Regions from separate parts of the Homo sapiens genome. Here region 2 is linked to region 1. A link is a contact called in ENCODE Hi-C data. All regions are on one chromosome and are shown on one strand. The core of a region is the stretch at or near the end of the contact, and the rest is flanking DNA. Distances in the headings are between cores, read along the strand shown. Region 1 holds the start of CAPN10-DT (CAPN10 divergent transcript). Region 2 holds the start of STK25 (serine/threonine kinase 25).

The links. A loop is a pair of places that touch in the nucleus more often than their neighbours do. Pooled maps may share reads with other maps.
Region 2: a loop to region 1 is called in a map of B cell, with 33 times the contacts of the local background. The contact joins the promoter of STK25 here to the promoter of CAPN10-DT in region 1. A Hi-C loop is called at or near these places in 3 of 168 maps with a recorded cell type or tissue (B cell, CD4-positive, alpha-beta T cell and naive thymus-derived CD4-positive, alpha-beta T cell), 3 of 37 single-sample maps with no recorded cell type and 14 of 50 pooled maps.

The regions. Positions count from the first base shown.
Region 1 is chr2:240,583,800-240,588,845 of GRCh38, forward strand. It overlaps CAPN10-DT (CAPN10 divergent transcript), which reads right to left and starts at 2,517. Exons shown (of 1, transcript NR_103792.1): 1 at 1-2,517. CAPN10 (calpain 10) reads left to right here and starts at 2,935. Exons shown (of 12, transcript NM_023083.4): 1 at 2,935-3,253. The coding sequence starts at 3,113. RefSeq lists enhancers at 682-751, 1,122-1,491, 2,482-2,661, 2,713-3,007, 2,946-3,772 and a silencer at 2,972-3,201.
Region 2 is chr2:241,505,463-241,510,508 of GRCh38, forward strand. It overlaps STK25 (serine/threonine kinase 25), which reads right to left and starts at 3,122. Exons shown (of 12, transcript NM_001271977.2): 1 at 2,981-3,122; 2 at 2,544-2,673. The coding sequence starts at 2,573. LOC107985788 (a long non-coding RNA gene) reads left to right here and starts at 3,410. Exons shown (of 2, transcript XR_001739177.2): 1 at 3,410-3,635; 2 at 3,976-4,433. RefSeq lists enhancers at 255-791, 1,947-1,996 and silencers at 2,427-2,476, 2,757-3,526.

The DNA of each region.
Region 1 (5,046 bases), core at 1,267-3,766:
GTCCCACCTGAAGGACTCTCATCTCCCTACAATCCCCAAACGCTGAGGCATGGGGATGCTCTTCCCTCCTTGAAGTGAGGGCCCCGAGGCTCTCATACTTTAATTACAGTACTTCAGACCAAGAGCCTGCAGTTGAGGAGGCCAGGGTCATGAATCAGCTGCCCCCCAAACTCCTTATCTCACCAACCCAAGCTGCTTACAACCCCTCCAGATATCCCAGGAGCCGGGGGGAATGTCATTCTTCAGGGCTGAGGGAACATCTTTGCACCCTGGGGTAGCAGATGGGACCACAGGGCATGTGGAATGTCTTAGTCTGTTTCACACTGCTATACCTGAGGTTGGGTTTGTTTTATTTATTTATTTATTTATTTAGAGACGGAGTCTCGCTCTGTCGCCCAGGCTGGAGTGCAGTGGTGCGATCTGGGCTCACTGCAAGCTCCGCCTCCCGGGTTCACACCATTCTCCTGCCTCAATCAGCCTCCCGAGTGAGGGGCTGGGACTACAGGTGCCCGCCACCACACCTGGCTAATTTTTTTGTTTCTTTTTTTTTTTCAGTAGAGATGGGGTTTCACCGTGTTAGCCAAGATGGTCTCGATCTGACCTCGTGATCCGCCCGCCTCGGCCTCCCAAAGTGCTGGGATTACAGGCGTGAGCCACTGCGCCCAGCCAAGGTGGGGGAATTTATTTTTTTAAAAAAGCAAAACAGGTTTATTTGGCTCAAAATTCTGGTGGAAATTTCAAGATTGGGCAGCTGCACCTGGTGAGGGCCTCATGCTACTTCAACTCAAGGCAGCAAGTAGAAGGGGAGAGGCATGCACAAAGAGATTACGTGGCCATATGGCGAGAGAGGAAGCAAGAGACAACCGCAGGAAGGCTGACTCTCTAACCAGCTCTCATGGGAACTCACCCCTCCACAAAGGACACTAACCTATCCATGAGGGATCCACCCCTATTACCCAAACTCCTCCTACTAGGCACCACCTCCTAACACTGCCTCATTGAGGCTCAAATTTCAATACCATTTTGGGCAGGGGCAGACCACATGCAAATCACAGCATGGGGTAATAGTGGGGGCAGGTTGACACAGGGCTGCTGCCTACCCAGCACCAGCTGTCTCTTGGCCCCTTCCAGATCCTGGCAATCTGGCTACAGGCATGGGCCCAGCCTTGGACACAGATGTGGCCACAGGAAGCTGTTAGCTCTCCAGATCTGATCAGCCTGGGAGAGCGGCACAACAAAGGCTCCCAAAGGAGAGTCGGGATCCTCAGCTAGCCTCAGCTCTGCTACCCACCCATATGTGCCCAGAACAGGAAAGATACGTGTTTCTTACTCCTCCGGGACTCCTAGGTGAAGCTGAGACCAGGCTCTTCTTGAGTCCTCTCAGCTATGGTGCAACCACCAGCCTAGCAAGGAATCAGAAACATCTTCCGGAAGAGTCAGCACCATAGAGGGTGCTGAATGGGCAATGAAGCATCCCGGAGATGAAACATCTGGGCAGTGAGGCATCCCACAGGTGTTGGGCTATGCAGTCACTCCCTTTCTCAGACCGAGGCAAGTACATAAGCACTCTGGGCCCCTAATCAGGGGCCTGGGGCCAGGTGGGATGAAAACAGCAGTGTCCTGCCACCTGAACAACTGCTACTCACGCAGGCCCCACCTGGCCTCTCAGAGGGAGGAACCTGGGACTCCTGAACCAGATTCAGTTTCTCCTTCAACAGCCGGGACTTTTCGCTCCTGACTGCAGAAAAACAGCTTCAATGTGACCATCCTTGATAGTCCGAGGCTGAGTAAAATGGCCTGAGGAGGCAAAATCTGAAAAGCTCTATTAGGTGGCAAACTGCTGTCACTAGAAGAGTTGAGGCCCCCTTCTCCTCCCCTGCCTGACCGCCTTCATTCCTGGGAATGGAACAGGTTCTTGGGGCAAGGGTGAATCCTCGAGCAGGTCCCAGGATCACTATCCTCACCTCCCCGCGGCACTGAATGGCTATAGCTGTAAATGTGCGTCCACGGGGTCACTGTCCAGCCACCAGGACCAGGTGCCTGGCCATCTGGGGAATCGGAAAACGCTCAGCGGGATGCTCTGGCCACCTCCCCTGCCCCCAGTTAAGATGTAGAGCGTTCAACCTAAAATGCCTAGAAACAAAGCCCAGGCCCGGGAAGGTCGAACGAGTGCGACGCCGCTCCCTCAAGCTCTTCCCTCGGAGCCGTCTCATTTCCCAAAACTCCCAAACACATCACAGAGAGAGGTGTTGAGCCAGGTGGTCACTCCCTTTTCCAGAACCACAGCAAGAAGTTGAGCCTGCTGGGCTCCTAACGAAGGCCCTGGGGCCCGGTGGGATGAAAAGCCCTATTAGGTAGCAAACAGCTGTCACTAGAGGGGTTGAGGCCCCCTTCTCCCCTGCCTGACGACGACGGCGGCAGGAACTCGACCGGCGCCGGACAGCTCGCAACTTGCCTTACCAAGCGTAAATCTCGGTTCCTCCCAACTACCCGCGGCCACGGCCTCCGCAGCAGAGCGCCGGAAGCAGAGACGCGTTTCGGGAGGAAGGTGCATGCTGGGAGCGGCGGCGCATGCTGGGAGCTGTAGTCTGCGACGCAACTCGGCCGAGGTGGCTCCCTGGTCCCTGAAGCTCCCAGAGCCCGCGTGTTCAGGCGGTCCCGACACCCCGGCCCGAGCCTCACCGGCTGGAGGACTGAACGCCTGCCGGCCCTCCGGGTATGAGCGGAGGCCGGGATAGCCCTGGGCTCCGCCGCCCCCGGAAGGAAAAAATACAGTGCGGTCCGCCGCCCGACCACGAAAGAGCGGAGCTCGGGAGCCCCGCCCCCTGGGCCTCCGACGTCCGTGGCGCTTTCCGTCGCGCGAGTGCGATTGGGCCGCCTGTCACGTGACCCGAGACCCCACGCCCGGTTGGCTGCCGCCTGGTTACCAATGGGAGACTAGCGGGCCGGCGTACTGGCCTGGTCCAGCACCTGCGGGGCCCTCGGGCTTGGAGGGCTGGGCCGGGCGGGGAACGGGCGGGGCGGGCCGGAGGCGGCGGCGGCTGACTCGCCTTCTCTCCGGGGCTGCGACCCCGAGGCAACCGGCTGCAGATGGGAGCCCGCGGAGCCGAGGATGCGGGCGGGCCGGGGCGCGACGCCGGCGAGGGAGCTGTTCCGGGACGCCGCCTTCCCCGCCGCGGACTCCTCGCTCTTCTGCGACTTGTCTACGCCGCTGGCCCAGTTCCGCGAGGACATCACGTGGAGGCGGCCCCAGGTGGGGCCGTGTGGGGTGCGGTGGGCGCCGTTTCTGGTTTCTGAGATCTCCGCTCCTCGCAGGGAGCGGGGCGGGGTGGGCGGCCAGGGTAGCTCCGAACGCAGGGTCCGCCGTTGTTCTCCTCAGAAGTGGGCGCCCGGCCCCCTCTTTTCGTACCTCCTTCATACCCCCGCCCAGAACGAGCAGGACTCGGCGCTACCCTAAGGACGCTAAACTAGGTCGTGGCCTCCGCCTGCGAGAGCTCCAATCCAGGAGGCTCAGAGCGCTGCGAGAGGCGTTTTAACAGAGCCCCAAACCCCGCCCCACCTGTTTGCTTTCGCCCTGAAGAGCGTTTGTGTCTGCTCCTCCCGCAGAGAGGGCCGCTCGTGCCCCTCTGAAGTGGCTAGGCCGAGCCCACAAAGCAAAGCGTGATAGAATTTCAGTTTTGGATTTTGTGCACCTGCCTTTCCAGTTGTAACACCTAGAAATGGCACCTCCAAGGGATGCCCTGGCCGAGTGCTGTGTTCATATTTTTAGAAATGGTTTATCTGCTGAATAAGACTGCCCAGGGAGCAACCTTGCCCTAAGTGGATGCGGTCTTAGCGGAGACAACTGATGGCCGCCAGTCTTCGAACAGAGCTGGAACTTCTGGGCTCTCGTGACTGAGATGGCTTTGACAGGCCACCTGGTTTCCTTGGACAACACTGAAGGGCCTGGGAGGAGGCAAGGGTCAGACCATGTAGAGCCTTGTCATTGGAATTTGGGTTTTATTTTGTTAAAAGATTGATTTTAGGTGCAGCTGGAGGCCACTAGAGGGTTTTGGTAGAGGAGTGGTTCTCTTGGATGTGTGTTTTTACAAGCTCACTCTTGCTGCTGGGTGGGAAGTGGGTTGTCGGGGCAAGAATGCAAGGGTCCATTGTAGTGGTCCTGGAGAAAGATGAAGGGGCTCAGATTAGCTTGACGACTGTTAGGATGTGGGTTTGGAGTAGATTGGTTTGAGACGTACCTTGCAGGGGGGATCGAGAGGCCATAGTGACTGATTGAAATAGAGGGTGAGGATAGTGGAGGGATCAACATGCCTTCTGGGTTTCTGGCCTGAACAGGTGGGTGGATGGTGGTCCTGGGACAGAGCCTGGGGGTGACCTAGAGTTGGGCTTTGCTCTCACGTCTTCAGGTGGAGCTGTCCTGGAGGCAGGTGGATCTGTCCTGGAGGCAGGTGGATACGGAGCAGGGATAGGCTAGAGGCATTCTTCTGGGAGGCGGAGCATATTAGATGGTTTACAGTCCACAGCCTGGGAGAGTGTCTCGGGGGAGTATCAGTAAAGAAGAAGGGGGCCTTGGGGCTGAGCCTTGAGGAACCCTAACATTTCTTGGGGTCAGGCAGGTGCCCTGACAGATAGACTTGAGAAGCAGCAGGCAGTGAGGGAGAGGACACCCGGGGAGCATGCGGCCTCACAGAAGCTGAGTGGGGACCACCTCAGGGGCAGCAGATGGCTGTTCTGCTGTTGTGAATGCTGCTGAGTAGTTGGGGAAGAGAGTTGGGACCAAGAGAAGCCCAGTGGGTTTGATAACATAGAGGTGACAGCGACATTGATCGAGGCAGTTTAGGGGCCATGATTGGCTCAGAAGCTAGAGGAGCCTGTGTGGAGAGTGAATGGGAAGCAGGTAGTGGGCATGGCAGCTCTTTCAAGAGCTGTAATGAAGAGAAGCCTGAAGGAGACTATGGTGCTGAGAGATAATGTCTTAAAGAACATGGGGGTGGGATTCTGCCCGGGGAGCTGGAAGGGAAGGAGTTGTGAGAGGAGCCCAGGCTC
Region 2 (5,046 bases), core at 1,872-4,371, 920 kb after region 1:
CATGACCTGGCAGCATTACCCAGCACCACCACCCCTCCGACTCTTCAGGCCTCTCTGGATGACGCGTCCTCCCGCCCTGCTCTACTCCCTGCTCCCTGCTGAGGCCATGCTGCTCTCCACACAGGGCCTGGAGCTGAATCTGCTCCATCACAGCAGCCCCGGTAGGGAAACCCCTGGGTGGGCACTCAGACCTCTACTGCTTCACAGCAGGGGAGCACAGCGGACCCCTAAGCCAGAGCCAGGGCTCATCAGCCCAAGCAGAAACTGTGTGACAGGAACCCTCTTGGCTGTGATCCTGGCCCTACAATGACATCGCAGGCCAAGCCAAGGCAAGCCATCCCCACCCCCACCTGGAGAAGAAAGGGTAAGTGGGCCCCTGGCCTGGAGGCTGCGAATCCTCTTTTGGATGTAGCAGCAGCTGTGGCCTGGATGATCACTCGGGCCACTCAGCTGACTCGAGCGGTGGACACCTGTTCTCCACATTAGCCCTGGGGCTGCCAGGTCTGGGGCCTCCACTTGCCAATGTGTCTGCTGTCAGTGTTGCCCCACAAAACAAGGGGAATGACCCAGCACACATAGCTGAGTGGTGATACAGTGCTCTGGCACCCCACAGCCATTCGGGCCCTCCAGGGCCAGGCAGGAACTGGCCAGGTAGAGGGGAGAAGTCTAAGGCAGGAGCACAGGCTATGGGGGGAACGCGCCCCACTCTCCCACAAAGGGGCTGCCCCACAGGTCCACAGGACACCATGGCAACCATCTCAGGAGAAAACCACAGCCCCTCAGGTTTTCTGCCACTATATGAAGTCAAGTCTCTCATCATCCAGGCTGGGACAAAGGGATCCCTAAAAGGACAAAAGGAGCTTCCTACCTTTGGAATCCCTTCTCCAATGTGCCCGCACTCCCTTCCCTGTGTGCGATCGCACCAAGAACCAATAGCACACAGTTACAGGGCACCTCGGAGCTCCAATTTCTCATCCTGTGACCCAAAGGAGTTATTTCTGCAGTTCTTAAAAATAAACTGGTGGCCGAGCGCGGTGGCTCATGCCTGTAATCCCAGCACGTTGGGAGGCCAGGGCAAGCAGATCACCTGAGGTCAGGAGTTTGAGACCAGCCTGACCAACATGGTGAAACTCCGTCTCTACTAAAAATACAAAATTAGCTGGGCATGGTGGCGCATGCCTGTAATCCAAGCTACTTGGGAGGCCAAGACAGGAGAATCGCTTGTACTTGGGAGGCAGAGGGTGCAGTGAGCTGAGATTGCACCATTGCACTCCAACCTGGGCAACAAAAGCGAAACTCCGTCTCAAAAAAATAAAAATAAAGTAAAATAAACTGGTGGCAGATTTTTCTCCCAGCACCTTAGTCATGTAAGTTACCAGATACAGAATGCCAAAAGCAAACCAAAAATCTGTTAGCTTAATTCAGCAACAGTCAGCAAGCCCCAGTCTCATCTGTGACCACGCAGGTCCAGGTTGCCTGGCCCAACAGCTGCACATGGTGTTCCGGGTCTCTAGGCTGGTCCGGTTTCCTCCAAAGCAGCCCTGACTCCAGTTCCTGCCCCTACGCGAACAGACGCCCTTCCTGTTCCACTGCAGGCCCAACTCTCCATTCAGCACATAGGAGTGAACAAGGAGGGCCACACATTTTAGCGGCGATTCCAACGCCTTAGGTAGAGCCAAGGCATCAAGGAGAATAAAACCGAACAGCTAAGATGTAAGAAAACCCAGCGGCCAGAGTCAAAAAAGTGGGGAGGGGTAGAGAATGCAAGTCCCCAGGCCCCAGGTTGGCTGACCCCACCCTCCTTCCCCGGCAAGCCCTTTGGCACCAGCAGCTGGTCCTCATTCCAGGCTAAGGGCTCGCCGTAGTGGCTCCCTCCGAGGCTGTCCCACCAGACGCTTAAAGGTGGCTCCATAGTGGAAACGACTTCTTTAAAGAAGAAAGATGAGTCTCATGTTCGGGCAACCGCCCGTCGCAGGGGTTAAACGGTCCTGACAGAGCAGCCTTTTCACCCTCCCCTGGGCCAAAGCACACACGTGTTCTCTGCTTTCCCTGCACACCGGCCACTCAGATCTGCTTCTCCACAATCTCAGCCCCTCAGCGCCCGCCAGGGTCTCCCCTACAGCCCCTGCCCAGCCCAACACGGCCAGAATGACCCGCGGCCCAGGCCGAGGCCGCAGGGTGGCCCCCGACCTTCCACTGCCTTCGGATGCTGACATGAGGTTCCCGCCCCGCGCTGGGGGCAGCGCCCCGTCCCTGCGCCGGTGTCTCTTCACGCACCTCCACCGCCCTCGCACAGGCGGAGCCACCAGGGGCTCGGTTTCTAGAGGCCTGCGAGCTTCTGCCACGCAAAACGCCACAGGCACACGGCAGAGCCCCGGGGCCGCCCTGCGCCCACCTCAGGACGGCTCCGCTGGTCGCACGACGCGCGCTCCTTCCCTCACCCCACTGCCCGCTCCGGCGTGGCGCTCCCCTCTGAACCCCCAGGAGACTCTGGAGCCCCTCGGTGAGAGGCCGCTAGTCTTCCTGACCTGCACCCTTCTCACCTGGTTGGCAAATCCCCGGAGGTGAGCCATGGCCGCGCCGCCTCAGACCCTCCGCCAGCAGCCCCAGGAGGCGTCTGGATCCCGCGGAGAGGCGCGGAGCCGGCTAGCTCGCCCCTGCGGCGTCAGTCCACTGCGAGGGACACCAGGGGCGCTCGGTGCCCAGTTCAGTCATCTGAGACCGACCTCCGGGGCGGCGGGCTCCATGGGTGGGGGGGGGCCCAGGAGACCCCCCAGGCCGCCGGGGCCCCGCCACGCCCGGGCCTAACGCCCAGGCTCCCGGGGGCTCGCCGCCCCTCCCGTCGCCGCCCCCACCTCTTCCAAGGCAGCTTCCTCCCGGTGCCCCCGCCCCGGTGTCCCCGCCACCGAGCCCCGCCCCGGGCCCCTCCCTCTGCCCCCTCCCCAATCGCCGCAAGCGCCCCGCCCGGCAGCGCGCCCACCTCCGCGGGGCTCCATCCCGGCCTCCCCCGGCCCGCTCTGCAGCGCCCGCGAAGGCTCCCACCCGCAGCCTCTGTTCGCCCGGGGACCCCGGGCCTCCCAGCCCGCGAAGCAACGGTGGTGGCGGCAGCGACCGGAGAAAGCCCGGAGGCGACGGCGAGGGCGGTGCTCGGCGTCGCGGCCCGCGCACGGCTCTCTGGGACCCCGAGTCCCACCGCCCACTCCGGGCCCGGAAGCCTGCTGGCGTTGGACTACAAGTCCCGGCAGGCTGCGCGAGAGGGGGCCGGGGCTCGCATGCGCGCCGCGAGGCTCTCTGGGACCCCTAGTCCTGCTCCCGAAAGGTTTGGACTGCGTCTCCCGGCAGGCCGCGCGCCTGGGCGGGCGGGGCACGTGGTCGTTGTCGCGTCGCGCCCTCCCTGCCTCGCCCTCGCGGGTCTTCTGCGTTTGCTGGCGCCTGCCAGGCGTCGTCTCCGACGTTACGGCGGCCGCGCGGCCCTCTCCCTTGGGCTCTGCCCTGCGCAGCCCTGGTTCGAGCGGGCCAGTGAGGCCCGGCGCCCTCCCCGCCTCGCCACGAGGATCCACCGCGGCCGCCCAGGCTTCTAGCCTTGTCGTCACGGCACGGAGATAAGCCCGCGCTGGCCACATCGCGAAGCCCCTGTTCGTACTGAGACCCCGCCCGGGATCACGCGCACAGGCCAGGGCGCACCAGGCCTTGGAGAAGCTACCGGCACAGCCCATTCCTTGGGCGAGTTGCTTCGCCTCTCCTGCCTCAGTTTCCTTACCTGTCAAGGGGTGGTCATAGGACGTCCTTGGTCACACCGTTGTGGGACCCACCTGGGCTAGAGCGCGGGACGCGCCCAGGACAGTGACTGCTGCTGGAAGCCGTCATGGCACTCCCCAGGGTCCGGGAGGGACTTGCAGATCCCAAGGCTACCTGGTGCGTCCCCGTGCCCCGTGGGCCGCCAGGTCATAGTGCCCCCTGTGTGCATTCCCCTAGTGCACCGCAGGGATCCCCACCTGTCCGGTGAGGAAGATTTGTCCCTCCTGCATACTGTGTCCACCCTTACAGGCCCTCACTCTCCATGATGGCTCAGCACAGGTGACTATCCTGACCTCCTCACATCCCTCCTTCTTCGAGAGGGTTCTGGCGTTTCTCTCTGCTCCCTGGTGCGTGTCTTCTCATGGTGCACTGCCGAGTCCTTTAAGAAGCTATGCTTCCCTGTCATGCGTCCAGGACAGCCCCTTGAACCCCTCCTGGGTCCGCATCTCTCATCACCCCTGCTTCTTTACGTACTGACTTGGCTTTGTTTGTGCTTTGACTCCCCAGGAGAAAGTGGGCTTCCTGCAAGCGGAGCTGTGCCCAGGACCATGCCAGCCCACGGCAGGCGCTCAGTAATGTTTGTTGAATGAATGTGTAAATGCATGAAGATAATATATGTATTTAATGCATGTAAATAGATGCCTGCTGCATCTCTGGCCTTCGTGTGGTCAGTAATCGCTGCACTTTTCCGAAGTGCCTAGAAGAGGCTGGGAGCAGTGGCTCACACCTGTAATCCCAGCACTTTGGGAGGCTGAGGCAGGCAGATCACTTGAGGTTGGGAGTTCGGGGCCAGCCTAGCCAACATGGTGAAACTTCATCTCTACTAAAAATACAAAAATTAGCCAGGCATGGTAGTGCGTGCCTGTAGTCCCAGCTACTAGGGAGGCTGAGTCAGGAGAATCGCTTGAACCTGGGAGTTGGAGGTTGCTGTGAGTCAAGATCATGCCACAGTACTCCAGCCTGGGAGACCGAGCAAGGCTCTGCCTCAAAAAACAAATTAATAAAAGTGCCTAGAAGAGTTTTTCAGCCTTTGCCTGCTTTTGGCCAATTGTTAACCCTTTGCTCCTGGCTGCTGTCTTGCTAAGCTGCCGTCCGGACGTGATCATCACCATGTCTTTTCCTGCATTGACCTTCCAGGCCCTTCATCCCGTTTCTCTTGTTTTCCATTTCTTTTTTGTTGTTGTATACTTCTGTTATTCTTCGGGGTTTTTGTTTGTTTGTGTGTTTGTTTTGAGACGGAGTCTCACT